Linked DNA regions of Homo sapiens: all the other regions are linked to region 2. Evidence: chromatin loops called from intact Hi-C (ENCODE). Cell type or tissue: A673. All regions are shown on one strand. Each heading gives the region's core, and the rest is flanking DNA. Links, peaks and the distances in the headings are about the cores only. Region 1 overlaps ZC3H13 (zinc finger CCCH-type containing 13). Region 2 has its middle 7.8 kb from the start of ERICH6B. Region 3 overlaps LCP1 (lymphocyte cytosolic protein 1).

Evidence for each region. A loop is a pair of places that touch in the nucleus more often than their neighbours do. Peaks named below come from ENCODE experiments on the same cell type or tissue, not always from the same donor. Only the 100,000 strongest peaks of a DNase experiment are listed, where the experiment ranks them.
Region 1: a loop joins it to region 2, with 3 times the contacts of the local background. A loop is called at or near these places in 5 of 110 quality-filtered maps.
Region 3: it touches region 2 in a loop (2.6-fold over the local background); 8 of 110 quality-filtered maps call a loop at or near these places.

Annotation. Positions count from the first base shown.
Region 1 is chr13:46,004,645-46,015,393 of GRCh38, forward strand. It overlaps ZC3H13 (zinc finger CCCH-type containing 13), which reads right to left. Exons shown (of 19, transcript NM_001330564.2): 6 at 6,771-6,910; 7 at 5,704-5,861. Among named protein-coding and RNA genes, the nearest start is that of ZC3H13, 43 kb to the right of the region's middle. In A673, for the core only: a CTCF peak has its summit at 5,715 (motif pointing left); a DNase peak (open chromatin) is centred at 5,717; H3K27ac peaks cover 3,478 bases.
Region 2 is chr13:45,618,185-45,628,933 of GRCh38, forward strand. No RefSeq gene overlaps it. Among named protein-coding and RNA genes, the nearest start is that of ERICH6B, 7.8 kb to the left of the region's middle. In A673, for the core only: CTCF peaks have their summits at 5,502 (motif pointing right) and 5,706; a DNase peak (open chromatin) is centred at 5,517; H3K27ac peaks cover 364 bases.
Region 3 is chr13:46,156,271-46,167,019 of GRCh38, forward strand. It overlaps LCP1 (lymphocyte cytosolic protein 1), which reads right to left. Exons shown (of 16, transcript NM_002298.5): 2 at 3,329-3,416; 3 at 2,556-2,719; 4 at 2,252-2,381; 5 at 168-300. The coding sequence starts at 3,392. Among named protein-coding and RNA genes, the nearest start is that of LCP1, 21 kb to the right of the region's middle. In A673, for the core only: CTCF peaks have their summits at 4,398 (motif pointing left) and 4,598; a DNase peak (open chromatin) is centred at 4,391; H3K27ac peaks cover 1,428 bases.

The DNA.
Region 1 (10,749 bases), core at 2,939-7,938, 390 kb after region 2:
TTTTTCAGGTGGCTTCCAGGTTTTCATCATTATTCAAAAAACACAATTACATCATCTACAAATGAAATATCAACCACTGTCAGTATATATTCATCATAAATTTCTCAATCTTATTTAAGAAATTTTTACCAACTCTGAGGTCACAAAGATGGTCTCCTAAAATTTTGTAATTTTGCCTTTCACATTTGTCTTTAATCTACTTGTAATTGATTTTGGGGTACAAATTTTGTTCTTTAAGTGCCTCTTTTTGGCAATTTAAGTAATTTTAAGTAAATAGTATAACTTTGATCCCATACACATTCAAAACTGGCTGTCTTTGCCTCTTACTTTAACAATAGTTTAATTGAATATAGCATTTTCATGTCAAAATCCTTTTACCTCAGAGCTCTAGTTAAAATATTTTGTAACATTTAACGTTGCAGGTCAGAAGTCCAAAGAAAATCAAATTTTTTACTATTCAGGTAAGCTGGTTTTTCTGTTGGCATGCTTATGAACATTATCCCTTGAAAATTACTCACTGGAAAAAGATTTTCACTAAATCCAGGTATTTTCAAAAAATCTTTTCCAGCACTAAATGGACTGTTTCAATCTGAAACTTCAAACTTTTTACTCAATTTCTTCTATTTTCATTTCAAAACTTTTCCTTATGACCCAAGTCTCTGCAGTTCTCTTTATTACACAGTTACTGTATCTCTTGGATCTCTCCTCCATGTTAGATGTCTCTGTCATTTCCATTTTTCCTGCTTTTCCAGGATCTTAAATCTGTCTTTATATTCAGTAATTTTTAAAGTAGTACTCATTTTGCTAATTCTAAATTTGGCAATCTCGTTGTTCTGCTATTTTTTGATTTCTTCTTTTTTTTGGAGACAGTGTCTCGCTCTGTTGCCCAGGCTGGAGTGCAGTGGCACAATCATGGCTCACTGCAGCCTCGACCCCCAGGGCTCCAGTGATCCCCATGCCTCAGCCCTCTGAGTAGCTAGGAGTATAGGTGCATACCACCACAACTGGCTAAATTTCATATTTTTGTAGAGACAGGGTTTTATCACGTTATCCAGGCTGGTCTCAAACTCTTGGGCTCAAGTGATCTGTCCACCTCAGACCACTGCATCTGTCCTATTCTATGATTTTCCATTTGAACTCTTTTCTCTTTTAAAATATTGTTGTTCAGGCTGGGCGACGTGGCTCATACCTGTAATCCCAGCACTTTGAAAGGCCAAGGTGGGCGGATCGTGAGGCGGTCAGGAGTTCGAGACCAGCATGACCAACATGGTGAAACCCCGCCTCTACTAAAAATACAAAAATTAGCCAGGTGTGGTGGCGCACGCCTGTAATCCCAGCTACTCAGGAGGCTGAGGCAGAAGAACCGCTTGAACCCAGGAGGCAGATGTTGCAGTGAGCTGACTGCACACCAGCCTGGGTGACAGAGTGGGACTCTGTCCCAAAAAAAAAAAAAAAAGTTGTTCAACCTGGCACCAACCAGATCGATAAACTGGCTCATCTGATCTTGTAGCCCCCACCAAGGAACTGACTCAGCACAAGAAGACAGCTTCGACTCCCTCGGATTTCATCTCTGACTTGACCAGTCAGCACTCCTGGCTTACTGGCTTCCCCCAGTCTCCCTGCTGCCCCGCCACCAAGTTGTCCTCTAAAACTCTGATCCCCAAATGCTCAGGGAGATTGATTAATAAAACTCCAGTCTCCTGCAAAAATATAAAATAAAATAAAATAAAATAAAAATATAGTTGTTCACAGTTTTTTTCCCATAATCAACTGCTTTTGTCTTCTAAATACAATATCCTCACAAATTGCACTAAACTTATAAATGAATTTATAATTTAAGTTTGTTCCTGTTTACTGTATTAACGTTTCTGTGTAAGCCATCTGCTCAGAGTGTTCAGTCTGGTACTAGGTTTGCAAGTAACCCTTTTCATACATCTGGTGAGTTTTCACTATCTACTAATCTCACTATCTACTGATATTTATAAATGAAGACCTAAGCCTAAAATCCTAGAACTTATTTCCTATCATGCTGAATTCTCAGAATTCTCAAGTCCCAAGAGTTCTTAGCCATATATATATATGAGATAGTATCTACCTCAAAATTGCTGGCAATATTTTAAAAGCACTTGACTCATAGCATTGAGAAAATGTAGCTCTCTTAGTCCTCATCCCTATGTCTTATTATCACTCATAGCGTTAACCATGTAAACAAGTAGGAAATTACTAAAATATGACGACTAAATCTAGTTTTCATCCTTGTCTTCTGCCAACAACTATATTAGCCACATATCTCATTGCATATTCATGAGATGACTCAATCTTCTTATGCACCCTAACAGATATGTGATAAATATCTGTATTTCTGGATACTTTTCTACTTTAAAGATAAAAACGGATCAATAATTAGCATCTGTATCAAAATTATCTTTTAAAATTTCATGATTAAACAACAAAGGAATTCTTGACACAAACTATTTTTACATTATCACCTGTGACAGAGACTAGCAGGGGGTTTACCAAACTTTTCTTCTGAGCACAGTGGTAAACCATACTATCTACACTTTCTTGAAATTAAGCATGGCCAAGTGACCAAGACCTGGCCAAAGGAACGTGAGTGGAAATGATGTATACCACCTCCAGGCCCAAATTTCAAAGGGCTCTCATATGCCAGGCAATTGTAAACTATAGAGCTAAATAACTGCAATACTCAATTTCCGTTTTTCTTTGTACATCCCGTTCTTTGGTTTCCTTGAAAACCCAAGAAAGTGGAATCATGGTCAGAAGGAGCCTGGGTTACTCAATCTCCATATATAGGACAGCCATCTGTCAATCAGAAACACTCATTTTGACTTTACGTGAGAAATAACCTTCTGTTGTGTTAAACCACCGACATTTTGGGACTTGGCTATAATCACAATCTGGACTATTCTAATATACTTACTAAAGTACAGCATTTCTTCACATTACCATCAAAATTATATGTGGTTAGAAAACACAATTACGTTACAGTGCTTTCCAACTGAAGAGGCCAAAACTGGTTTTGTGTATTCTGAAATCACCAAGATCTTCAACATTTAAAAAGTCAACTAATTGTTGTTTCAGTGGCACAGAGCCTACTTCAGACTTGTGGCAAAGAGCCCACCTGTTTACTTTTATCAGTTTTTAATCTTTTCTCTCTCTCTTCAAAACTATTGTTTTAGATTAGCTTTTGACATACTTAATATTCTCTGTACAAAGAGCTATAAAGAAAAATTCACCTAATAAAAACTAAGATTAAAAGTGCAGATGGACAGAATAGGTAATATATTTATGATTTTAGATTATACCATATCTCATATATCAGGACAAATCTTACTATCAGACTATATCTCAAAATAAATGTCAAACAAAGAAAAATGCCAGCTTTCAGGGAAAAGTGTAAGTTTTAATTTGTCAGTAATTATATCTTTCCATTCAATATGATAACCTAGTAAGACCACCAAGAAATTTGTTTACCTGATTATCACACCTCAGTTGGCTGACACTGGTTAAAATACTCCACTGAGTTTTAACTGAAATTCTAATCCTTACATGTGCTTAGTATGTTCTGAGTTGATAGTATGATCCAGCAATAAAATTAAAAGATGATTACTTGACACACTCTAGGAAATGTAAACTGCATAAATGTTATACTCCAAAAAAAAAAAAAGAAAAGAAATGCTATACTCAATTAAATGTTTTCTTTGTATTTTTAATATACTGTTTTTCCAGGTCCTTTTGCTTTTATTATTAAATTAACGGTGCATCGTAAAGTCAACAACATAGTAGAATATAAGAAATACAGTAATTAAACCAGTGTGAATGATTATTCATGACAAATATTTATAATAGGATGTGTTACTAATAAAGAAGCAAAAGAGATTGTATGTAAAAGATGAAACTAACCCTTTGTCTAAATAGTTATCAAAACTTTCTATGAAAAGATTAAGTTTCAAATATTCTATAAACAGAACAGATAAGACAAGGAAGAAAGGGTATTTCTAGTATGCAGTTTATTGGGGAAATGAATAGAATTGAGGGAAAGTTACATAGCTGGTTAGCCAAGAGGATAAGAGCAAGTGAAGTGGAGCGTATCACTCTCTGTTCATTCAACTTCTTCAATATACCTTTGCAATATTTACTCAATTGCATGAACAAAGGATAGGATCAACTCAACTTTACTGAGCGCCTTATTAAAATGCAAAGTTCTATGCCAAGTAGGCAATATGAGGGAGAGGATCAACTCAACTTTACTAAGTGCCTTATTACAATGCAAAGTTCTATGTCAAGTAGGCACTATGAGAAGACAGAACTATGAATAACCAAGATCCCAATCTTCAAGGAGCTTAAATTTAATAAAGGTTATAAAACATAAGTCACAGCTGAAATATAATGCAACAGGCAATTATTATCAACATGGAGGTATAAGCAAAATCTGATAGGTACCTAAAGGGAACAGAACTTATGTTCCATAAAGAGAAATGGGAAAACTTAAAATTTGAGCTAGAGATTGAAGAATTGAGATAGAAGGGGGTAGATAGGAGGAAGCTGGACAAAAACTACTGACAAGAAAGAAAAGACCAAAGTGTAAATGTCATTCTAAGGAATCTGAATTTCATTCTACAGAATGAAAAACCACTGAGTTTTTCAATGGTATAATAAATTAATTGGAATTGTCCTTTTAAGATTTCTCTGACAGCATCTACAAAATAAATGGGTTGAGGTAGCTGAATGAAAATGTTCACCTGTGTGGGTGGTGGGTAGAAACTACATAAAGTCAATATAGTTAGTGATATAATAATCTAGGCAAAAAGTTAAGTAGAGTCTGAAATAGGGTTAGTTTCTAGGAACTAGAAGGAGGGAGATAAATATGAGTTTCATTACAGGTTCAAATAGACAGGGCTTGTTAACTGATTAAATCTTAGGTAGAAGATATTTTTAGTTCATTTTTTTTAAGATAAAATTAGGGTATGGACTTTAATTAAAATAAAATATAAATAGTTCAGAGTGACCTTAAATGAAAATGTATCTTCTCCTTATTCTTAGTCCCTGAATATAATCATTTCTATTTTTACTTCTTCAACTGGCTTCTACAGTAATTCTAAGTTATAAAGAATTCAATCTCTTGATAATATATACTGAAAGACAAAAATTTTTTGTGTATAATTTGTAGCAGTTTAAAAATCGGAAACAACATAAATGTTCCACAGAAAAGCAGACAAATTTATAATATAAATACTAAGATGAATGAACTAAGGTTATATGTATCAATATAAACATAAAAAATGTTGAGTGAAAAAGCAATGTGCAGAAGGTTATGATATATCCCTATTACAATAGATGAAAGCAATACTATACATTGCAGAACACATATTAGTTAAAGTATAAACACATGCACAAGTATCATAAACACCAGATTTAAGAGAGGAACAGGAAATGTATCTTGTATTTTTATTTCTTAAAAAATAAAAAGCTCTGAAGCATATGTGGATGTTACACAGATGTTTGTTTTATTGTTCTCTATAATTGTCTTTTTAATTGAAACATTTCAAATTTCTTTTTAGAACAAAAAAGCTTACATTAAATATAAAATGTACTAAAAGTACCCTTTTATAACCTACTAATTCTTTTTAGTATCACTTCAGAAAAAGCTATTTTCTCGATACTATTTATCACCCTACTGACCTCTGCTGGTCCAACAGGGGAGAAGATACTGCAGATGTCTTCCTATCTTTCTTGCTAGCTGAAGACGACTTCGGGCTTGATTTTCGCTTCGGAGATTTGCTAGACTTTCTTAGAGAAGGTGACGGGGACAATTTTGATCTAACCACTTCTGGTGAAACCTTTAAAAAAATTCAGTAAGTCAATTCAGAAATTCCTCCACTTATGGTACAACAAGACTTACAGTATTTTAGAATCACACCAAACTTCAGATTAAAATTAAATATTATTGCCGGGTGCAGTGGTTCACACCTGTAATCCCAGTTTCTCGAGAGGCTGAGGTGAAAGGATTGCTTGAGGTGAGGAGTTTGAGATCAGCCTGGATAACATAAAAAAAACCCTATCTCTTATACAAAAAAAAAAAAGCCAGGCATGGAAGGTGCCTATGGTCTCAGCTATTAGGGAGGCTGAGATGGGAGGATCCCTTGAGCCCAGGAGTTCAAGGCTGCAGTGAGTGCCACTGCACTCCAGCCTGGGTAATAGAGAAAGATCTCATCCCTACAAAAAAAGTTTGAAATAAAAATAAAAATAATAAAATTATAATAACCACTATCTGTTGATATTAGTCTGACTCCTGAATCCATGATTTTAAGCAATATAACTGTCCTAACATATACCAGTTTCAATAAAGTAAATTAAAATCATAAAATTTCAAAATCTCCTCAGAAAAATCATAAATTATATTTAAATTAACTGTATCTTCACTTTTTAGAAAAGAAACAAGGCATTCTAGAAATAGCATGGGCCTGAAACAGACATAGGCAGATTCAAACCCCATGTTACATTAGCTGGTGACTCTAGGCAACAAACTCTTAGCTTTGCTCACCTATTCAATAACATAAATATTTGCTACTTATCTAATAGAATAATGTGAAAATTAAATGAATATATATGGAGTAGTACATATACAGTGGGTTGATCAATATATCAGTATACTAATATAATTTAAGATGTAGCAAGAAGCTGAGTTATCTGATCAATACAAATGCTGCTATTAAGTACTAACATATTTATTGCAATAAATAGCATACCTCCTTTTTAATGATAATTTCTTCTCTCTTCTCCATGTTTTCTTGTTCCAGCTTCATTAATTCCCTCTGTATCTTCTGACGCTTCATTTCCAATGACAATTCATGAACATAATCATAATTAATATCTCCATTGTCAGAATCTTTAAAATAAAATTGCATTACTGTTAGAAACTAGCATAATTATCTATGCCAAAAATCATACAGACTTTTTTCAACTAATTTCTTACACAAATCTAAATAGCAGAGTCTTTCATCAGGATCACATACTTCTAAAAGATAAAAGAAATAGATACCATTTCTATAAAGGATTAAAATCACCATGGTTGATTTCTTCATGAAAAGCCAAATATTTTGGAAGTTTCTGGGTTTTCTGGAAACAATTTTGGGTTGTTTGGAAGTTGGGTTTTTTGTTAGGAGATGGAATTTTAAAAGACAAAATGCACTCAGCTGAATTTCTAAGCCTTAAAGATACCAAAGCCTTCAATATTTCATGCTGTATACGATGCGACTCATTATCTCCTTGATTTTCCTAAAGATACGCTACTAAAATACATCATACAAAGTGAGGTTATATTACGTGTGCAACATTGCTTCCATAGGCTTTTCAGTTTTAAAATTTGTGAGACAAATGATTAATATCTAAAACTAAAGTAATTTTAGTACTAATGTGTACATAAACTAATTTTTAAAGGATTTATGACATTTTCTTTACAAGTGATTTGTACTATTTCCTTAGATCACAACTGTCCGTCTCAACGGATCTGATGCCATATTTCTATTTCCATTTATATTTTCTGATGAAAAGCTATGAAGATTGGTTAAAAAATCAAGAGTGGTGTGTAGATCTATTTCATTAAAATACATAGAAGTTGCTGGCACTAGCACCCAAACCCATCACGCTCATTTGCCATAAATGCCCAGGAGCCTAGAGGTGGGAATTTCATTGACCACGATGGACTTGACTGACCACAAACTGAGGTGCCTTCTCAAGATATACTTCTAGCACTTTAGATCATATCTTAACCTTGGGAAAAGAAATAAAATGAAGAACTAAAAAAACAACAAACATAAGAAGTCCTACTTGACTGCTTAAAACCCAAGAAAATGAACATCACTGTTATATATTGCTCAAATGCATTAGAATGACAACTATCCATTCATGCTTGGGGACTGAGAGGGTAACTATATATATTCACTACCTGTGTGACTAAGCTTGATTACTCATCTTATGTTGGAGTACAATGACAATTTCTCAGTAAATATATGAAATAGGCTAAAGCATGTTTTTCAGTCAGAAAGCAATTACTAAATATTTAATTAAGGGCAAGTAGTTTTCACTAGATAAAATGAAGACACTGAATTTAATTAAGTGAATACTAGCTATCTCCAGTTATTATTTTGTACTCTATTGAGATACTTTACATCAGTGAATAATAGGAGTCAATGTTCTGGTTTGATTATGTTCCTAAATTCAATAAAATTCCATAACCAAATACCCAGGTAAAACAACGGAAAGAGTAGTTAATTGAGAAGAATGATTAACAGTGTTTCTGACGGTACTGTATTATCAGTAAGGCACTGCCAATCTAAAAATTCGCAACTGGAAATATCACCAATACAGAACACATAAAAGAAAGAAGAAGCTGGCTTTCAGTTCTCAATTTTCAACTATCCAACCAAGGGGGAGAGGCCTGAGCAGTTAAAATATATGTGTAAGTCAGCCAGGCGCAGTGGCTCACGCCTGTAAGCTCAGCACTTTGGGAGGCCGAGGAGGGCGGATCATCAGGTCAAGAAATCGAGACCATCCTGGCCAACACGGTGAAACCCCGTCTCTACTAAAAATACAAAAATTAGCTGGGCGAGGTGGCGCGTGCCTAGAGTCCCAGCTACTCAGGAGTCAGAGGCAGGAGAATTGCTTGAACCCGGGAGACGGAGGTTGCAGTAAGCTGACATCGTGCCACTGCACTCCAGCCTGACAACAGAGCAAGACTTCGTCTCAAAAAAAAAAAAACAAAATAAATAAAAAGTCTAGTCAATGTAGTAAATATAACTAATATAGTTTGCTCAGAAGAAAAGCTCTCAGGTCTTTATTCTGAAGGTGCTTATTTTACGCATATAATAAAAACTCAGATATTTTCCTAACCTGTAAGAGATGGACTACAAGATAGGCACATTGCAACTGACAGTATTTTGACAACAAAAGAAAAAACAGGAAGTACAAAATACAGGATGGAATTCAAAAACAAGAGTCTGAAGCCAGTTAATAAATTTAGAAAATGTCTCTCATGTAGCTTCAGGTTATCACTACAATTTTGCCTTATAAAAATTGATTCACATAAATGATTGTTAAGTCATCAGAAAAATATCAAGTATAATTAGAAAGGTATATTTAACAAGGTAGATATTTTTAAGAATATACAACAGAAAAATATATGCAACACATAAGAAAAGGTTAAGATTCTTTCTATATAAAGAATTCTTACTAATTAACAGAACAGGTAAAGGACATTACAAGGCAATTCACAAAGAGAAAGAAATGAAGAAAGTATACACATATTTTTTCATGTATTCAGGAGCCATTTTTTCTAATTATAATATTAATTGTTGGTAAAGGTACAAATAAAGGACATACTCATTCTCTGGCAGTAGCAATGCAAACTAGTACATCTATCTTGTAAAATTATTTGTCAATATGGGTAAAAGCCTTAAGAACATCAATACATAACTTTAATTTTAATACAGCAACTTTTTTTAAAATTTATTTATTTTACTTTAAGTTCTGGGATACATGTGCTGAATGTGCAGGTTTGTAACATAGGTATACATGTGCCATGGTGGTTTGTACCTATAGGTACAGGTTGATGTACCTATCAACCTGTCATCTAGGTTTTAAGCCCTGCATGCATTAAGTACTTGTCCTAATGCTCTCCCTCCCCTCACCCCCCATCCCCACAACAGGCCCTGGTGTGTGATGTTCCCCTCTCTGTGTTGATCAGCAACTTCCAGTAATTTATTGTATAAAAATAATCATAGATATATAAAAGGTTTATGTATAAGGATTAAAAACTATAAATACTTGTGAATTGCCTTGTTACATCATGCTAATTATATTTAACCTTTTTCCAATGAGTTAGTATCATTTATGTGTATCAGTTTTTAACCTCAAGCTGTCTGAGACGTTTTCTAAATTCATTAACTGATTTCAGACACTTGTTTTTGAATTCCATTCTATATTTTGTACTTTGCCTTTATGATACATTCTCATTGCTAAAGTCTTAAATAATTCTGAATACACAGAGTAAAATATGAAATTTCCCTTATATTCCTCCTACAGCCATCCTTACTCCAGTGATAACACTGCTAACAGTTTAGTGTCATATGCATGAAAATAATGTTTTACATTTTTCCCTTTAACATTCAACACTGCCCTATAAACAAGATCTTTCCAAGTCATAGAGTTCAACTATCTTCATTTTAACGTCTGCAAAGCATTTCATTAATATGATCATACTTTATCGTAGCTTACTTAAAAGAGTTTCCTTCTTAAAGACAGATGAACTGTTTCCAGTATTTTGCTGTTAAAAACAAGACTTATATGAACATTTTGATATATACTTTGGTTCAAGTGCAAGTATTTTTCTATGACATTATTTCTCAGACTACATTGCTAGACTGAAAATAAGTATAATTTCTATTTCTAATAACACCAAACTGTACTCCAAAACTCCTTTACCAATGTAAACCCCCACTTGAAAACATTAATGTTCTTCATTTCTGCCAAACGAATGGGTGAGTAATCATATCTCTTTATTTTCATCAGTATTTCCCTGCAGTAAGATTGAGCATTTATTGGCCAGTTCTATTTCTCCTGTGAGTTACCTATCTGATACATATATATTTTTACTCATTTTTTAACTAGGCCGTCTTTTTCTTATGTATTTGTAGAAACTCATTATATGTCTATATAGTATCTTTACTA
Region 2 (10,749 bases), core at 2,605-7,604:
GTGTATAGGAATGTTTGTGATTTTTGCACGTTGATTTTGTATCCTAAGACTTTGGTGAAGTTGCCTATGAGATTAAGGAGTTTGGGGCTGAGGCAATGGGGTTTTCTAGATCTACAATCGTGTTATCTGCAAACAGAGACAATTTGACTTCCTCTCTTCCTATTTGAATACCCTTTATTTCTTTCTCTTGCCTGATTTCCCTGGCCAGAACTTCCAATACTATGTTGAATAGAAGTGGTGAGAGAGGGCATACTTGTCTTGTGCTGGTTTTGAAAGGGAATGCTTCCAGCTTTTGCCCATTCAGTATGATATTGGCTGTGGATTTGTCACAAATAGCTCTTATTATTTTGAGATACGTTCCATCAATACCTAGTTTATTGTTTTTAGCATCAAGGGTGTTGAATTTTATCGAAGGCCTTTTCTGCATCTATTGAGATAATCATTTGTTTTTTTTCATTGGTTCTGTTTATGTGATGGATTACGTTTATTGACTTGCATAGGTTGAACCAGCCTTGCATCCGAGGGATGAAGCTGACTTGATTGTAGTAGATAAGCTTTTTAATGTGCTGCTGGATTCGGTTTGCCAGTATTTTATTGAGGATTTTCACATTGATGTTCATCAGGGATATTGGGCTGAAATTGTCTTTTTTTGTTGTATCTCTGGCAGGTTTTGGTATCAGGATGATGCTGGCCTCATAAAATGTGTTAGGGAGGAGGCTTTTCTTTTCTATTGTTTGGAATAGTTTCAGAAGGAATGGTACCAGCTCATCTTTGTACCTTTGGTAGAATTCGGCTGTGAATCCATGTGGTCCTGGGCTTTTTCTGGTTGGTAGGCTATTAATTACTGCCTCAATTTCAGAACCTGTTGTTGGTCTATTCCAGCGTTCGACTTCTTCCTGATTTAGTCTTGGGAGGGTGTATGTGTCCAGGAATTTATCCATTTCTTCTAGATTTTCTAGTTTATTTGTGTAGAGGTGTTTATAGTATTCTCTGATGGTAGTTTGTATTTCTGTGGGATCAGTGGTGATCTCCCATTTATTGTGTCCGTTTGATTCTTCTTTCTTTTCTTCTTTACTGGTCTGGATAGTGGTCTATCTATTTTGTTAATCTTTTCAAAAAATCAGCTCCTGGATTCACTGATTTTTTTTGAAGGGTTTTTCGTATCTCTATCTCCTTCAGTTCTGCTCTGATCTTAGTTATTTCTTGTCTTCTGCTAGCTTTTGTATTTGTTTGCTCTTGCTTCTCTAATTCTTTTAATTTTGATGTTAGGGTGTCGATGTTAGATCTTTCCTGCTTTCTCCTGTGGGCATTTAGTGCTCTAAATTTTATCTCAAAACACTGCTTTAGCTATGTCCCAGAGATTTTGGTATGTTGTGTCTTTGTTCTCATTGGTTTCAAAGAACTTATTTATTTTTGCCCTTATTTTGTCATTTATCCAGTAGTTATTCAGGAGCAGGTTGTTCACTTTCCATGCAGTTGTGCGGTTTTGAGTGAGTTTCTTCATCCTCAGTTCTAGTTTGATTGCACTGTGGTCTGAGAGACTGTTTGTTATGATTTCCGTTCTTTTGCATTTGCTGCAGAGTGTTTTGCTTCCAATTATGTGGTTGATTTTAGAGTAAATGCTATGTAGTGCTGAGAGGAATGCATATTCTGTTGATTTGGAGTGGAGAGTTCTGTAGATGTCTATTAGGTCTGCTTGGTCCAGACCTGAGTTTAAGTCCTAAATGTCTCTGTTAATTTTCTGTCTGGTTGATCTAATATTGACAGTTGTGTGTTAATGTCTCCCACTATTATTGTGTGGGAGTCTAAGTCTCTTTGTAGGTCTCTAAGAACTTGCTTTGTGAATCTGGGTGCTCCTGTATTTGGTGCATATATATTTAAGATAGTTAGCTCTTCTTGTTGCATTGATCCCTTTACCATTATGTAATGAATGCCCTTCTTTGTCTTTTTTGATCTTTGTTGGTTTAAAATCTGTTTTATCACAGACTAGGACTGCAACCCTTGTTTTTTTTTTTTTTTTTTTTTGCTGTCCATTTGCTTGGTAAATCTTCCTCCATCGCTTTATTTTGAGCCTATGTGTGTTCTTTGAATGTGAGATGGGTCTCCTGAATACAGCACACCAATGGGTCTTGACTCTTCATCCGATTTGCCAGTCTGGGCCTTTAAATTGGAGGATTTAGCCCATTTACATTTAAGGTTAATATTGTTATGTGTGAATCTGATCCTGTCATTGTGATGCTAGCTGGTTATTTTGCCCATTTTTTGATGCATTTTCTTCATAGTGTTGATAGTCTTTACATTTTGGTATGTTTGTGCAGTGGCTGGTACCAGTTTTTGTTTTCCATATTTAGTGCTTCCTTCAGGGGCTCTTGTGAGGGAGGCTTGGTGGTGACAAAATCCCTCAGCATTTGCTTGTCTGTGAAGGATCTTATTTTTCCTTCACTTATGAAGCTTAGTTTGGCTGGATATGAAATTCTGGGTTGAAAATTATTTTCTTTAAGAATGTTGAATATTGGCCCCCACTCTCTTCTGGCTTGTAGGGTTTCTGCAGAGAGATCAGCTGTTAGTCTGATGGGCTTCCCTTTGTAGGTAACCTGACCTTTCTCTCTGGCTGTCCTTAACATTTTTTCCTTCATTTCAACTTTGGTGAATCTGATGATTAGGTGTCTTGGGGTTGCTCTTCTCGAGGAGTATCTTTGTGGTTTCCTGAATTTGAATGTTGGCTTGTCTTTCTAGGTTGGGGAAGTTCTCCTAGATAATATCCTAAGGTGTGTTTTCCAACTTGGTTCCAATCTCCCCATCGTTTTCAGGGACACCAATCAAACGTAGGTTTGGACTTTTCACATAATCCCATATTTCTTGGAAGCTTTGTTTGTTCCTTTTCATTCTTTTTTCTCTAAACTTGTCTTCATGCTTTATTTCATTAAGTTGATCTTCAATCTCTGATATAATTTCTTCTGCTTGATTGATTTGCCTGTTGATACTTGTGTATGCTTCACGAAGTTCTCATGGTATGTTTTTCAGCTCCATCAGATCATTTATGTTCTTCTTTAAACTGGTTATTCTAGTTAGCAATTCCTCTAACTTTTATCAAGGTTCTTAGCTTCCTTGCATTGGGTTAGAACATGCTTCTTTAGCTCGGAGGAGTTTGTTATTACCTACCTTCTGAAGCCTACCTCTGTCAATTTGTCAAACTCATTCTCTGTCCAGTTTTGTTCCCTGGCTGGCAAGGAGTTGTGATTCTTGGATCACAACTTGGATGAGAAGAAGCATTCTAATTTCTGGAATTTTCAGCATTTTTGCCCTGGTTTTTCCTCATCTTTGTGGATTTATCTACCTTTGGTCTTCTCTGTTGGTGACTTTCGGATTGAGTTTTTGTGTGGATGTCCTTTTTGTTGATGTTGATGCTATTGCTTTCTGTTTGTTAGTTTTGCTTCTAACAGTCAGGCCCCTCCTCTGCAGGTCTGCTGGAGTTTGCTGGAGGTCCAGTCTGGGCTCTGTTTGTCTGGGTATTATCAGTGGAGGCTGCAGAACAGCAAAGGTTGCTGCTTGCTCCTATCTCTGGAAGCTTCGTCCCAGAGAGGCACCTGCCAGATGGCAGCTGGAGCTCTCCTGTGTGAGGTGTCTGTCAACCTCTGCTGGGAGGTGTCTCCCTGTCAGGAGGCATGGGGGTCAGGGACCCACTTGAGGAGGGAGTCTGTCCCTTTGCAGAGCTCGAGTGCTGTGCTGCAAGATCCGCTGCTCTTTTCAGAGCCGGCAGGCAGGAACGTTTAAGTTTGCTGCAGCTGCGCCCACAGCCGCCCCTTCCTCCAGGTGCTCTCTCCCAGGAAGACAAGAGTTTTGTCTATAAGCCCCTGACTGGGGCTGCCGCCTTTCTTTCAGAGATGCCCTGCCCAGAGAGGAGGAATCTAGAGAGGAAGTTTGGCTACAGCAGCTTTGTGGTGCTGTGGTGGGCTCCTCCCAGTCTGAACTTCAAGGTGGCTTTGTTTACATTCTGAGGGGAAAACCTGCCTACTCAAGCCTCAGTAATAGTGGATGCCCCTCCCCCGACCAAGCTCCAGCATCCCAGGTTGACTTCAGACTGCTGTGCTGGCAGCGAGGATTTCAAGCCAATGGATCTTAGCTTGCTGAGCTCCATGGGGGTGGGATCCTCTGAGCTAGACCACTTGGCTCCCTGGCTTCAGCCCCCTTTCCAGGGCAGTGAATGGTTCTCTCTTGCTGGCATTCCAGGTGCCACTGGGTTATGAAAAAAACCTCCTGCAGCTAGCTTGGTGTCTTTCCAAACGGCAGCCCAGTTTTGTGCTTGAAACCCAGGGTCCTGGTGGTGTAGGCACCTGAGGGAATTTTCTGATCTGTGGATTGTGAAGACCGTGGGAAAAGCATAGTATCTGGGCCAGAATGCACTGTTCCTCACGGCACAGTCCCTCAGGGCTTCCCTTGGCTAGGGGAGGGAGTTCCCTGACCCCTTGTGCTTCCCAGTTGAGGTGATGCCACACCCTGCTTCGGCTTGCCCTCCGTGGGCTGCATCCACTGTATAACCAATGAGATGAACCAGGTATCTCAGTTGGAAATGCAGAAATCACCCACCTTCTGCGTTGGTCTTGATGGGAGCTGCAGACCAGAGCTGTTCCTATTTGGCCTACTTGCTTGGGAATCCCTGCAGTTTCTTTTCCCATTCTAAATAAATATTCACTTTTGCAACTAAATTCATACTTATGATTTTATATTATTTTTCTTGAAGAGGGTCCATCAAATTGTATAAGCTCCAGGTGTTCACAAAACCTGAAGAATCATGAGTACCCTGCACCTACCAGGTATATGTTAGTGGGTTTTTAAACATTGTTTCTTGGTGACCTGTGCCAGGATCTTGGGAGGGGGGTGGGAATGCTTCCAAAAAAGGGAAGTTCAGTGGAAGAGATGTGGGACACAGAGAACCCAAGGCTGCTCTGCTTGGTGATCCCATAGGAGCTAAGCAAGTGGAAGGTGACCAGATGATGATCTCTGACTTTCCCCCTCCTCCTCCTGATGTGGAGAAAGTTGGAGAAAACAGAAGAGAGGCCAAGTCCATACCAGTATCAGAGGGTATGGGGAGGAATGTAGGAGGAACAGGAAGACAGAGGTCCTATGAAGTGTCCAAAGAACTCTTTAGACCACACCCCAAGGATCTCTTGAGCACAAAGGAAGAATTTGAGGCTGGGTTATGACAACAAGCTTTGCTGGTGATGGGGATGAGAAACTTGTCAAAGACTACTTTTGAAAGCTACACCTCTCAATTATACTCGGGGCAATGCCAAGGGCTGGCTTGGGGAAACTTCTATAGCCCCCTATAATCTTTATCGACCTCACCTGAATCTAAAAAGTGTATTTGTTGTGCAAACACAGCTTCAGGACAACTTTCCTAGCCCATCACTTCCAACAGTCCATTGGACCTAAATCCCTGTCACACAGACACTTCCATGTCCACTCGCTGGTGACTGGAGTCTTGGTTGTTGTCATGATAAGGTCTTCCACAAGATGGTGCTCTTAAGTTTTGTTTTTAAATTTTTTTTTTGTTGATAGATTGATTACTATGTCGATATTTTATTGAACACCTACTTTGTGGTAGCATTGTTCTAGGAGGTGTTATAGATACAAGCTAAGCAAAACAGACTAAATTTCTGTTTTCAAAAAATTTTAAAAAGTTGTGATTTTTATGCTCTCAAGGTGAAACTGAACAGTGATGTAAGTGTCCCCATTTATGTTGCTGATATTATGCTACATTTCCGACAGTTGCACATTTTTCTTTCTCTAGACTGATGTGGCCTGGAGGAACTATAGATTCTTTTATTATTTGGCTGGGGAAAGAATTACCTTTTATCTGTCTGTGTAAGCTACCTTTTGAGATCCATCCTTTCGCCAGGGAAACACCAAATCTTAATTTGAATAATTCCAAATTGTTGCTAAACACCAGCTGATCATTCTAGGGTCTCAGCTTTGGGTTTGCCTGACATCTGAGTAAATTCATGGCTCCTTTTAAAGAAAAATTCTGATAGGTCTTTCAGGTATCCCAGTGACCTGCCTTCAAGTAAGGGTGAGATGGACTTTGATCTGGGTGAGAATTTATCAGACTCTTTTGCTTTCATAAAAAAAAAGTTGGTCCTGCTATTTGACCATCTACCCCAGAGAACGCATACAAAGAGTTCATCCTTGCCAAAGGCAAATTTGAAATCACAATTGCAAGAGACAGGCCTGAGGTCCATGTGAACTGCCCATTCCTTCAGGTTCAGTAAGCTCTACGCTTGTTCCAAGTTAGATTCCCGAAGGCAACATCTTTCAGGACATTTACTATACTAGCTTGGCTGCTTCCAGAAATGCCTTTACTTAGCTATGATTGAAGAGTATGCCCTTGATTTTTATTGCAGGCTAATATAAAAATGGTCTTAAAACAAATGTTTCTATACTTTCGGCAAAAAGATCTGTTAAAGCCATCCACCTTACAATTCCATGTTTTTAGTGTAAGGATTCACAAGAACCCCAGATTTATATCTAACCACCTGCTCGACTTGACATTTCTACTTGGATGTCCTGTAGGCATATCACATCTAATGGGGCCCAAACTGAACTCCTGATCTTCCCCCAATGATCTGCTTCTCCTTCAGTCTTTGTTATTCAGTAAACAGCAGCTCCACTGCTCAGACCAAGCAACCCACAACCATCTCGAGTCCTCTTTCTCTCTCTCCGCACGTGCAACCTATTATCAAGCCCTGTTGCCTCGAGCACAGTCCAGAATCGAATGGTTTCTCATTACCTTCTCTGGACTGGGACCTGTCACAAGTTTCCTAACTGACCCCTCTGCTTCTGCCCTTTGTTCCCCTACATCCATGCTCAACATAGCAGCCAGAACCATCCTTTAAAATGCGTCTGGTGCTAACACTTCTCCACTCAAAATCTTCCCGTGACTTTCCATCTTCTTGGGAGGAAAATCCCCAAGGTCTCCACTTCCCGTCCTTCCCTGCCCCACCCCTGACTTGATGTCCTCATCATCTGTTCCTGATTCATGTTGCCAAGCCACACTGGTCTCCTGTGCCCCCATCTCTGGGCCTGGGCACTTGCTTTTCCTTCTGTCTGGAAGACTCTTCCCTAGATATCCACACAACTGCTGCCTCTTCCCCTCTGCGACTCTCCTCAAATGTCACCTTCTCAATGGGGGGTTTCCTAAACCCCATGTATTGAAACTGTATATAGGAGGCTGTATGAAAACTGCAGCCCCTCTCTGAGCTCTCTCTTTTCTCCCATCCAGCTTTACTTTTTTTCTACAGCACTTACACTCTCTGACCCATGATGTATTCTATTTATTGTCTGTCTTGTCCGACTGGAACGTGAGCTCCCTGGAGGTAGGGATTTTTATCTGTTCTGTTTTGTTCACTTCTGTATTCCAAAACCTACTTAGAACAGTGCCTGAGACATAGTAGGTTCTCAATACATATTTATCGAATGTATAATTAAATTCTCATGGAATTTAGTGTCAGGAGAAAAAAGATATTTCATGTTAAAGCTGCATGTCCTCAGGAAATATAATTGATGTGATACATTTTGTAATTTATTTTTGGTTTTACTACTAGGAAGCTCAAAGTCAAATATAGGAGGAATTAGAATTATGGTTTTGTCCATGGTCTCTAGCTTAGTCATCTTCTTCCTTTATATGGTGGATGGGTTTTTCTTTGGCGATGGAGTTTCACTGTGTCATCCACGCTGGAGTGTGGTGGCTATTCACAGGTGTGATCATAGTGCACCACAGCCCTGAACTGCTGGGCTCAAGTGATCCTCCAGCCTCAACCTCCCAAGTAGCTGGGACTACAAGTACATGCCACTGCACCCAGCTCTCTGTGGTTTTTATTACCCTCCCTTTCCTTTTAACTTTCATTTGAACAGCTTCGTGCATAGGTATATCCTCAGGTAGTATTCATGGACCTTTTAGGTTTCCTATAAATATTTGTCAAGTGAATGCATTGCAAGCCATTTTAATTTCTTCTGGATATAAGTGGGAGATATATATATATTTATATATATAAATAATACGTTATTAATGATCTATGATATAACTAAAAAAAAGCAATGGGCTAGAAAGGAGTAGAAGGTTATTAGGGGAGGGGAGGTCGATGGGAAAGAAGCTTTCCTTGTGATTTACGGCTGGGGTGAGTATAAGATTTGTCATCCAGCCTGGGACCCTTATGGCAGTGAAGATATGAATAATTTTGCTCAGACAATAGGCATGAACTGGGACCATTCCCAGTGGGAATGTGATAACTAGGCAAACATCTGTCAAACTAGGACAAATGGCAAAAGTTTCCAATAGGAGTTTAATAACGTTTTAGCAGTTCCAAAGGTTTCCAATAGGAGTTTAATAACCTTTAACAAAGGTTATGGTTTACCAATAACAGTACAAATGTATTCTCACTTTTTAATCTTAGTCAAGAGTTTATTTAACCTTTCTTATTACCAAACCTTACTCAAGACTCATTTACAACTCAGAATAGAATTTTTAAAACATTCATTAGTTAGGCTGAAGTTCAGAAAAGTAAGACTAAGTAAAACGGTTTTCATTGCCAGGACGAAACAAAAGCCACCGTGAGGTGCCACCAGCACTGAATAGAGATATGTTCCTCTACATTAGAAAAGAGTTTCAAAAGCAGATTAACTTTTGTTGTTGTTTCTTTTCTCAGCATTGACTTTGGCAGAGCATTTTTAAAACCTGGTAAAGAGGAAGCAGTGAAAAGCAATAGAATCAAAGGGGACAAACAGAAGGATACCAAATAGAGTTACTCCCTGGAGCTCAGAGAAATTCTGCTGATTTCCACAGGCAGCACTCCCACCCTGAGTTCCTGGGTGCACTTTGAGCTAGGTCTGGTGTTTGCCTACCCCTGAATCAAGGGGGAAGTGAGCTGACCTCACTTCTCTTCCTGCCTTCTGTTGCTCCTTCATTTCCAAAGCCAGGCTTTCTCTCCTCTTCAGCCACTGGCCTCGAAATGACTCATTCAAAGGCCAATTCCTTAGGTTGCTGGTAGTAATAAGAGACCCCAGAGCCTAACTGAAGTTTCCAGAGATAACATCTATTGCTTTCTAGCATCTGCCTGTTACACTGTGGAGCCAAATGAGGTTAGGCTGATAGCAATTTATTTTTCACAAAACCAAGCTGATGGCTTCTCTTTACCTCATATTGTTCCAATGACTGCAAACAGACTTGGGGAAAATCCATTTTAACATTGGTCCAGATATTACAGTTTGGTAGAATACTCTAAAGTTGCCAGGGGCACCTTTTTTCTTTACAAAGCAGGGTACTACCTTTATCTTCTTTTAGAGCCCAGGCACGGGGATGGGACAGGGGGCTTGCTTTAACCCTTATCAGGGTCTTACTCGTACTAGGTTCTGTGCATCATGTCCTGCTTAGTGGTAAGGCTTCTCAATTCTTAGTCTCATTTGGATTTCCATCTTCTCATTTTAAGAATGAATGGCTCTGACAATAGAAACTCAGATAACTTTTTTCTAAAGAACAACAGGGGCAAACTAGTTTTTGAAAATCCTGTCTTTTCATATATTGATAGTCAGTGTTTCCTCCCCCAGGGCAGTGCTTCCTTTGGTCCTTCTGTAATTGAAGAATGAAAGAACACCCTCCAGGATGAATAGTTCCCTTATGTGTCTTCAAGCTCTTTGCCTCATCCAGCCATAAGAAGTTGTACCCCAGGGTAACCGAGGCTAGGGATTATCTACAGGCCCAGAAATATAAGAAGAACAAACAGATCAGCACATTGCTATCTTGGCTTTACTGTACAGAGCCCTTAACCACATTTGAGAGTGTCATAAGAAAAAAATAATCCCTGAATAGTTAAAAAGAAAAACAAAGAGAAAGAAATCAAACACCATGTGGATCTCTCTCTTTGGTTGTACAGCAGATCTAATTCTGCTGTACGTGGTGGCTCATATAGAAGTTTTTTTTTCCTTCTTGTGTTATATCCTGCCTAGAAAATTTAAATCTCTTAATAAGCTAAAGGGTAAAGAGGTGTGCTTCAAGTTCCTTTACCTTATTTTTAGCAGGGTGATCAGCTTGCATTTGTGACACTCACAAGCTGTATGTGCCTTTGTAGGGAGCCAAGCACAATATGTTCCTTGTGGATTGGAGGGACTGAGCTTCAGTCAAGCACCCTACTGTGGGGGTCACTGACTGAGTCCCTTGAACAAGGCAGATAAATGCCAACCACAAGAACACTGCTTCTCTGGAAGCAAACTCGGGGGATGTCTGGTCTGAAGCAAGCTCAGCGGTTGTCCCAGCCCAAGAGCCCTCTGCTACCACCCTGGATGGACCAAGCCCCTTCTTAGACATAGATGACCCCATAGCTTCCAAGGAAAATCCTGAGCTGCCCCAATGCTGGTGGCAATTGGTAGCAAGCCTTCTTTACAGTTCTTCCTGGATCCCGTTGGAGAATCTCCCTGGAAACTGATGGAAGGAACCTCTTATGGTGCACTTATTTGCCGCAGGGTTTCTTGTTCTCTGCTCGTATAGTGATTTGGGGTAGAGGTAAACTTTGTATCATCAGCATTTAAGGATGATCAGATTTAACTGTATCCAGGGATTGAAAGAATTTTTCAAAGCTTTTCTCCCCTGGCCACACTGAGCAAAGAGAACATTGTCTTTTAGGAATCAAGAAACATTTTGCATCTCAAGGCAAAGCTTTGCTGTAATAAAAAGATGATATGAGCTGCCAGTTAGCTCAG
Region 3 (10,749 bases), core at 1,885-6,884, 540 kb after region 2:
TTTTGAATTTAGTTTGCTGTCCTGGACCTGGCCAAGTGAAAGTCCAGAAAAGCCTTCTAGGTGCAGCTGAGCACCAAACAAAGTTGGCCTACGATAAATAACGATTAATTGTTGATGGTCTAGAAAATGGGCAATTCTTTGGAAACCAAGAAAGAAGTATTATTTACCAAAGGACAATGCCATCTCCAACAGCATTAAAGAGATCATTCGTGTTTGGGTTCATTGGGATGACATGCCGACAATCAGGATCATTTTCCAGGGCTTTGTTTATCCAGTTGACAAAGGCATACTTTTCTTCCTCTGCAAGTAAATGATTAAAGTGACTCATTTGCAAAGTGAAACTCTATTATAAACAAAATTATGCATGTGGATCTTAAATTCTCATTCCCAGCAGAGAGATGTGAGTTTATTCAGTCCATTATCTTATCATCTCATATTTATTAAGATTTAAAAATCTCAGATCACTTGGGAAATAGGCATTGAGTCTGTGTACTCCAAGTCATAAAACATAGAGCAAACAGATTTAAAAACTATCTCTCTGTTTCTTTTCTTTTCTTTTTTTTTTTTTTGAGATGGAGTCTCACAGTGTCACCCAGGCTGGAGTGCAGTGGCGCGATCTCGGCTCACTGCAAGCTCTGCCTCCTGGTTCACGCCATTCTCCTGCCTCAGCCTCCCCCGTAGCTGGGACTACAGGCGCCCGCCACAACACCCAGCTAATTTTTTGTATTTTTAGTAGAGACGGGGTTTCATCGTGTTAGCCAGGATGGTCTCGATTTCCTGACCTCGTGATCTGCCCACCTCAGCCTCCCAAAGTGCTGGGATTGCAGGTGTGAGCCACCGCGCCCGGCCAAAACTATCTCTCTGTTCCTATATATACGCATAATCCAGATATATATTTACATTTAGAAGCAAATATATACATATGTTTATTTTCTATATATAAATACATAAATAATAAAAATATTTTATTTATATGTGCATGTATACATATATATATACACATATAAATACAAATGTGGTATAATGCTTACAGGACAAAACTCAGGATTCCGCTTTTAGCTCTGCTGGTTTAAATGTTGGATCACTGTGGACAATCCTTATTGTACCTCTGAGTTTCTTGATACAATTATAATTAAATTGCTATAAAATAAAATCATTTGGATATAATCTTTTTTTCCTAACAGTAAAGCTGCCAGAAGGTGATTTTTAGATGTTTTAATAAAAACTCAAGTTATGTCTTCACAGCCTAGCACTATGTTTCCCAAACTGACAGTTTTTGAAAACAGTAGTGTCCCTCAGAGAAATCCTGAGTCATAAAAGTTTGGGAAATACTGTGTAGTGAATGTATCTCCGCCTTAAAGATTCACATTGCACATTTGACCCAGCAAAGGTTCTGAAAATTCCTGTATTTAAAAACAAAAGGCCAAACGTTGTCTTAGCAACTATAGATGGTATTTAATCATGACTTATCTTTTTTTTTTTTTTTTTTTTTTTTGAGACAGAGTCTTGTTCTGTCGCCAGGCTGGAGTGCAATGGTGCAATCTCGGCTCACTGCAACCTCTGCCTCCTGGGCTCAAGCGATTCTCCTGTCTCAGCTTCCCGAGTCGATGAGATTACAGGCATGCGCCACTGCACCCAGTAGAACGGGGTTTCACCATGTTGCCCAGGCTAGTCTTTAACTCCTGACCTCAGGTGATCCACCCGCCTTGGCCTCCCAAAGTGCTGGGATTACACGCGTGAGCCACTGTGCCCGGCCTCATGAGTTTATCTTTAAGATCAACTAACGTTTTGAATAATTCAGTTTTGGAAATGTTGCAACAACTATACTGTTTGGCCTGTTGGAAGTTTCCATTATGGCTGTTGGATGGCAGCCTTCGGAATAAATTTACAAATTTATTCCAAATCAATGAAAACATAATTTTTTGATCACTTAGCAGGTGTTAAAAATTATCATGAAGTTTAAAGATAGAAGCTTGAGTAGCTAATTTTGTCCATAAGATTTAGAAAGGAATCTGGGCAGCCTTTAATGATTGTTTAAATGCTGATCAAATCATTTTGTATTGGACCCTACCCAGAGCTAGGACTGCTCCTATATTATGTACCCAGAACTGACCCACTTAGTCACAGGAAAATTGGGAGTCATCCATAAAGCTGTGTTTGCTTCTGTCTTTGTTTACATCCCTTAGGTTTGAATACCAAGTTTAGAATCTGTAATCCTGAAATCCTGCTCCAACCCAGGAGTTGAGCCTACCTGAATAGGAGTGTTGGGTGCCAACGCTAGACTGCTCTGAAGTACCACCGATTGCACAAATCCCTTCCTTCTTATTGATTGCTTTTCTAAAGGTCTTGGCAACATCTGTGCTTTTTAGGCCATGGAAAATCTGCAAAAATATAATGTATCTTTAGAAACTCAAGCAGTGATCAAGAAAATCACAAAGGAAAGAATATGTAATGTCGAAGCAAGGAGGTAAGGAATGTCTTTCTGGATATTTTTTAAAACAGAATTCAAGTTCCAAGTTTCAAATGTGTCTCCTTGTATTCTGCATGGTACTCACCTTGATAAACTCATCAAAGCTGATCCTTCCATCTTGGTCCAGATCACCTGTAGCCATCAGGTTTTCTGTAATTTCTCGTACTCTATACCCAGGCAAAGGCAAGCAAGCAGCCTTGAACAAGTCATTCAACTCATTGAAGCTGATGTATCCATTGCCATCAGTATCTGTAATGTACACAATATACTGAAGCTTCAGGACGATTCAGGCAACAGCTTTTAGAGAGGTGAGGGAAGACTAGATGGAAGGTGAAGGGACGAGAGAGGCTATCATTCAGACATTAAGGCATGATCCCAGGGAAGAGTCAGAATCTCACAAGATGACTGTTGCTACTGAATAGGGGCACCAGCATTACTTTCAACATCCACAGTAAAAGAGTCATAATTTCTATAAGGTACCTCTGTTTCCACAAAGAACTCTTATAGAAACTCTTAAGGAAACCACAGGTTTAGTGATAAAGAGTAAGAGAAAGTATGTGATGGTATTAAAATCAAGGAAACAGCAAAACAGAAGACAAGATATAAAAGATGAGACTTACAAACCATTTCCAGGAACAAACTATGTAAGAGTAGAGTCCATATTCCATGTTTTGATAGAGAAAGTCATTTTATTGAAGCATATTTTTCAAAAATAAGTTCTCCCAGCTCCTCTAAACAAATACTACTGGTTTCTTGTCATCTCTGAAATTTTGCTCATGTTCCCATTTCATTGAATCTACCCTGAAGCTACTCAGTGAAGAAGAGAATGATGCAATTTGGGGTACCAGGTCTACTCACCAACTTTGGCAAAAGCTTCTCTGAGCTCCATCATTTCCTCATCGGACACTGATCCTCTGGCCATTTTTTATTGCTTTAGGTAACAGATCTGGAGAGAAGAAGAACATAAGGGATAACTTTTGTGCATTTGAATTCTTAAAATACCACATTAAGAAGCAATTCCCATTTATTACATGAAGAAATATTCTTCTGCATCCCCCATGATTTAGAACTATCTTTCCAAAATGTAAGTCAGAAATACGCTTTTTCTCAATCCTCCATGTGGTGGTCTCCAAAGATGGCTCTCAACAATTTCTTCCCTCTCGGTCTATACAGACTGCTCCTCACATCAAGAGGTAGAGCTTATTTCCCTCCCCTAGAATCTGGGCTGGTTTTTTAACTGCTTTGACCATTAGAGGGTGGTAGAAATGATGTCTGGGGCTGGAAACTTCTGCTTCCTTCTTTTTGGAATGCTCATTCTTAGGATGCTCCCTCTTGGTACCCAATTTCCATGACATGAGACATTTAAGCCACATAAATAAAGAAGCCAATGAAGGAGAACTGGGTGCACTGGTTAACAAACCTGCTGAGATCCCATCTGACAGCCAGCATCAATGCCAGCAACCTGAGAGGGCCATTTTGGGCTTTCTGGCCCATTTGAGCTCCTAGATGACCACATTCCCAGCCAACATCACATTAAGCAGAAGAATCGCCCAGCTGTGCTCAGTCAACCAAAAGAACAGAGAAGACAAAACGAGTGATGTCTTAAGTCACTACGTTTTAGAGTAGTTACCCAGCAATAAGCAACTAAAACACTTCACTTTTACATAAATGTCTTTTTTAAGAGGTATCTTCGTGTTCATATTTAAAATTAGTATTTGACCAAGCCAACAGATACAGTTTATAACTTCAAAGGAAGTTAATCAAAATTCTCCATATTATTTAGGGATGAACAAAGGGAAGCTGACCCTCTCATAATTCAGCTATGGGAATCTGAGGCGCTTTCTAGGTGTTTTCTTCTCAGAAAAGCGACAGTCTTGCTGAGAAACAGTGCTTGAGTAATTTCCCTTTTCCTGTGCATCACTGCTGCCCTCTAGTGGGTGAGAAGAAAATAAAACAGAAAATGGATGATAATCTCCATGCCCCTAGCTAATCCACACCAGCATGTTTCAAATCGGAGACCCACTGAAGTTTGTTGAACTTACTGGTGCAGAGGGGATAAGTGGAGTGGGAGTGTGGGGGTTGGGGTGTTTCTAAGCATAGTTATATTTTGGATAGTTCAGGGAAGTTATCGATTTAAAAAAAAATTTGTGACAGGATGTTGTTTTCAGTAGATTTCTTTTTTATATTTTCATATTATTCTATAGTGCTGTATTTGTTCTTGATGGCCACCAACAACCACACCAAACAGAAAACAGTCTTAATTAACATCAAAACCTGTAGGCCAAAAATGCATTACACTCAATTTTGCAAATCCATATCCATTATCCAACAAATTACCATCCTGCCACATACATATATCAGTGGTTTCAAACTTTTGTTCCACCAAGCAACCCTTTGTTGACAGAAACCTTACATGTAAACCTTACATGTAAGCAAACAAATAAAAATAACAACTCTGAGAGTCTTTGGTTGAAAAAACCCAAATGTACCCCTGCCCCTGCTATCTTATCTCCTTGTCACCTTCATCTGTGGGAACTCCAGGGAGCATGATTTGAAAATCATAGAATTATATATGTCTTCATTTAAATTTAAATGTATTCATTAAAAATATATTTTTGATATCAATAAAAATTTTATTTTATTATTGTCTTACATATCTAAGAAAGTATTGGTACATTGGATCTTTTAAAGGATGACAGAAACTGTCGAGGGGTTAATTGTATTAAAAATACAATCTCACTAACACATCACAATAACCCTAAGAGACAGGCACTGGCTATCTGGCTTTCTTGTCATCTCTCTCTCTCCCTCCCTCTCGTCCTTTTTTCTTTCCTTCTTCCTTCCTTGTTTCCTACCTTCCTTCCTTCCTCTCTTTCTTTTTCAGAATGCCTTTTTCCAAAAATAATTTGAGCTAAGTTACAAAGATATATCCAAACCCAAGAGTTAAACCAACTAAATGATGTAATTGATAAGAAAGAAAGCGTAACTGAAATAAGATGATGGTCGGGAGGAACTCTAATACTTAAAATACATGCCTAAGACCCCGCATGTTTTGCTACAAGTAGGCTGAAAATCTATCTCCAAGTTCTCTAGAAGCTAAGGCAAAAAGGAAAGTATCATCGGTTATACAATTCACTATCTATGAGACAAACCAATTTTCTTAGGGCAGCAGATCTGATGTCTGACAGCAAAATCTTCACACAGGCTTTAAGAAGAGGCCATTTGTGGGATGGGGTAAACACAGGTTTTGTGTTTCTTACAATGTCCTTCAATATAGGCTGATGGCATAGGTATGTATATTCTCATTGTATAGATCAGAAAACAGTATCTCAGAGAAGTTAAGATACAGATCTCAAATCACTCAGCTGGGTGGAGAAGCAGCCAAAACTCCAATCCCCAAGTCTTTTCTCCTCTCCCAGGCTGTCTACTCGGGTTCTCTGCCTTCATGTTCCTGTTAGACACACATCCCATCCATCCATTTATTCACTAAACAATGAGTTCTCCCTCTCCCTCCCCCTCCCCCTCCCTCCCCCTCCCCCTCCCTCTCCCGTCTCCCTCAACCCACGGTCTCCCTCTCCCTCTCTTTCCACGTTCTCCCTCTGATGCCGAGCAGAAGCTGGACTGTACTGCTGCCGTATGGGCTCACTGCAACCTCCCTGCCTGATTCTCCTGCCTCAGCCTGCCAAGTGCCTGCGATTGCAGGCGCGCGCCTCCAGGCCTGACTCGTTTTCGTATTTTTTTGGTGGAGACGGGGTTTCGCTGTGTTGGCCGGGCTGGTCTCCAGCTCCTAACCGTGAGTGATCTGCCAGCCTCGGCCTCCGGAGGTGCTGGGATTGCAGGCGGAGTCTCGTTCACTCAGTGCTCAATGTTGCCCAGGCTGGAGTGCAGTGGCGTGATCTCGGCTAGCTACAACCTCCACCTCCCAGCCGCCTGCCTTGGCCTCCCAAAGTGCCGAGATTGCAGCCTCTGCCCAGCCGCCACCCCTTCCGGGAAGTGAGGAGCGTCTCTGCCTGGCCGCCCATCGTCTGAGATGTGGGGAGCGCCTCTGCCCCGCCGCCCCGTCTGGGATGTGAGGAGCGCCTCTGCCCGGCCGCGACCCCGTCTGGGAGGTGAGGAGCGTCTCTGCACGGCTGCCCCGTCTGAGAAGTGAGGAGCCCCTCCGCCCGGCAGCCGCCCTGTCTGAAAAGTGAGGCGCCCCTCCGCCTGGCAGCCACCCCGTCTGGGAAGTGAGGAGCGTCTCCAGCCGGCAGCCGCCCCGTCGGGGAGGGAGGTGGGGGGCAGCCCCCGCCCGGCCAGCCGCCCCGTCCGGGAGGGAGGTGGGGGGCGCCTCTGCCCTGCCGCCCCTTCTGAGAAGTGAGGAGCCCCTCTGCCCGGCCGCCACCCCGTCTGGGAGGTGTACCCAACAGCTCATTGAGAACGGGCCAGGATGACAATGGCGGTTTTGTGGAACAGAAAAGGGGGAAATGTGGGGAAAAGATAGAGAAATCAGATTGTTGCTGTGTCTGTGTAGAAAGAAGTAGACATAGGAGGCTCCATTTTGTTCTGTATTAAGAAAAATTCTTCTGCCTTGGGATGCTGTTAATCTATAACCTTACCCCCAACCCCGTGCTCTCTGAAACATGTGCTGTGTCCACTCAGGGTTAAATGGATTAAGGGCGGTGCCAGATGTGCTTTGTTAAACAGATGCTTGAAGGCAGCATGCTCGTTAAGAGTCATCACCACTCCCTAATCTCAAGTACCCAGGGACACAAACACTGCGGAAGGCCGCAGGGTCCTCTGCCTAGGAAAACCAGACACCTTTGTTCACTTGTTTATCTGCTGACCTTCCCTCCACTATTGTCCTGTGACCCTGCCAAATCCCCCTCTGCGAGAAACACCCAAGAATGATCAATTAAAAAAAAAAAAAAAAAAACAATGAGTTATTAAGTATATGGACTATGGATAGCCCCATGGGAGATTTTTAAAACTACAATATAGTGAGCTTGTCCAGTCATTCTAGTAGAAAGCTTTTGCTTTCCTGTGCTCAGAAATCAAGGCTTCTGTTTTAAGGAATTAGTATAGAACTTTGTATTAATATACTTTGCTAAATCCTTGTGACTAACTTGGCTTAGGTCTCTTCTATACCCTCTACCATATCCACATATGCATGAATAGAAGGCTCTCCAGCTCTCCGGCTGTCCAGCCCTTCATGTTTTTAAATGTCTTAAGACCTCTTGGTTCATAGGTGTTTATGGGATTATAAGATACATTCATTCATTTAACAAATATTTTATGAATGCCTACTATAAGCCAGGTGCTATTCTTCATTTTAGGTAAGCACGTCTATATTGACCCAGTTAGTTATCCTGAAAGCATGGAACAATGTCAAAGGTAAGGAGGACAAACAAGATCTCTGACTCTAAACCTGGCCTTATCCCTTGACACAAGAATGTTAGATTTTAGAGCGCTATCAGCAGCTAGCGATAAATATAAGTAGAAGCAGAGAACAAGACTACATTCTAAGTGTCACAAGTAGGGCCAATGAAGAAACAAAACAATTACAGTGTTGGGTAAAAAAAGAAAATCTAAAAAATATCTAAAGATCATGGTATAATGGGAAATTTTTTTTACCATAAAAATTGCAGTGGCCCATTCATTTAAAAGACATAGAAAGTACATGTATTTTAAAATCATATTATTTTTAAACCACAGCAGGTAGGTCAAGATGAAAAGCCTTGAGCATCTGTAACAATATTTTTCTACGAGATTTATGAGTGGAGAGGATAAACTCAGAGAAGTCAAACAGCAAGAACACCTTTAAATTTAAAAAATCCAAAATGCTTCAGTGATTTAACAGCAAATGCAAAAGAGAAGTGGATTAACTTAGTTTAAAAGGTAAAGTGGAGAAGGGATAATCAGCAACTGACATTGCTGTGATACTGTTTGTTGTTGTTGGGCAGAAACATGAATAGATATCTGGAGAGAGTCCCTTTTACCATCAGCATGAGCAGCATATCCTGGAAACACAACCTAACTTTTGGAGACAGAAGGAACCTCATAAATAATTTATTACAATGTCCTCATTTTATAAATAAGGAAACTGAAGTTCTAATGAGAAGAAATGTTTTATCCATGTACAAATTCTCAAGGCAATGCCAGGCTGGAGCTTGTAAATGCAGGTGCTGATGAGCAGAGCAGGAAAAGGATGGAGTTACCATTAAAAGGGCCCCTAAGGTCCATAACTGAGCAGAGACCTTTAAGTAATTAAACTGAATGTGCAAAGGGCAGTAATTTCACAAAGCAAAGCAGCAGGAAGAGGACATAATTAGTGTAAAAACAGGCAGACCAGATCATTTTTAAGAAAGACATTGAGCCAGGTGCAGTGGCTCATGCCTGTGATCCCAACATGTTGGGAGGCCGAGGTGCACGGATTGCTTTGAGCTTAGGTGTTCGAGACCAGCCTGGGCAACATGGTGAAACCCCATCTCTACCAAAAATACAAAAATTATCTAGGTGTGGTGGTGCATGCCTGTGATCCCAGCTACTCGGGAGGCTGAGGTGGGAGGATCACTTGAACCCAGGAAGCGGAGGTTGCAGTGAACTGAGATCATGCCACTGCACTCCAACCTGGGTGACAGAGCGAGACCCCATTTCAAAAACAAAAAAAAAACAAAAATGCACCCATTTTAATTCACGCATATTTGAAAATATGGGTTATGATAATATTATAAGATTAATAAGTAATATAAGTAAGATTAGTTGGTGATGGCTTTAGTTTGCAAATTACTGGCACCATATAGGCAGCAAACTATACAGATACTGCTGCAGTAATGGGCATGCTGAGGCATCTGGAGCTTAAAAGGAGGGGCTAAAGAAAGCATGTATCTTCCAAGGTATAAGTGAGTGGTTTCTTCAGCTCTGCCCGACTGCTCCTGCATTGAGTGTGGCCCTTTTTAATGACTACATCATCTAAATATGCCCTGCCACAAACCATTTTCAGGTCTTCTGCAAATCCGTGGTCAATCTGGGAAATCCCCTTCTGAATTACTGCCCAAATCAAAAATCTATTATAAAAAGACAACTCATTCATCAAGGTCACGTCTGGGCTGCTAGTTTTTTGTGTGAGTGCATGTGAGAGCACTTAAATTTATTAAATCAATAGTTGTAGAATCTCAAGACGTTGGCCAAAAAAAAAGCATTGGTTGTTCATTTTAAAAAATTATATTATTTTTAAAACCTTAAGAAAAAAAAAGCCCCACCTCAAACTGCAAAAGCCACAAAGCCTGTTCATTTCTTAAATCAGTGAGTTTTGAGTTTCTGCTTAAAGGGTGCTGGTATTTCCCAAGTCAGTAGCGAAGGGAATTTCTGAGGATGAGTTATCATAAAAGTACCTGAACTTAAGTTCTCTAAAGTCTGAATATAGAAACAATTTGTGGGAGTTTACTCTTGAACACAGTGCTGCAGAATTTACAGAAGAAAAAACATCCTCTAAAGTAAATGTAAAAATGTAAATGGAATTTTCTCTGGGGAGTTTCATAACTGATAATTAAAAGCAGAAAGGCTAGAAAAGGTGACCTGTCTAGAGAGAGATGCTCAAGGGGTGGAATCATTTCTGAAAGATGGTAGTGCTGGGCTAGTCAGTATTTTGATTCAATATACTGATGCTGAATCATATAACCTGCCAGGATCAGGGAGGCATCTGTGACCTGGTATCACCTTGCCAAGGGACTCTTTTGAATGTGCCCCACTTTTCCTGCAACTTGATTCAGTAGTTAAAGTCAAACCGGACACTCAGGACTCAAGTTCCTAGCTCTGCCTCAATAAATTTCAGTACATTTCCAGAGGGGAAATTATACAACTTCCAAACATCTCAAGAACAATCAGTAATCCAAAAGAACACATCATCTAGAATAACATTAATATTGTAAGCTTTAGCATTAGACTATGACAACTAAAGAAACGAAAAATAAAATATGTAGGACTATGAAGCAAAATAAAATACCCATACATTTTTAAAAAGCCATCAAGATTAATCTATTTAAGGAAAAAACATTGCTTTTACTTAATCCTGTCCCCTTCATTTTATAAAGTAGACCACTGTAGGAGATCTTACTTTGCGAATATATGGAATTTACTATATATTCTTGGGATATCATATCTCTATGGATACAGATATGACTAACTTTTACATAAAGGATGATTCAGAAAATATAATTTTAAAATGACTTTGTTTTTAAGAAACCAAATAATTATAAATGGCCTTAAAAACAGATGGCCAGTTAAAGGGACTCTGATGAATC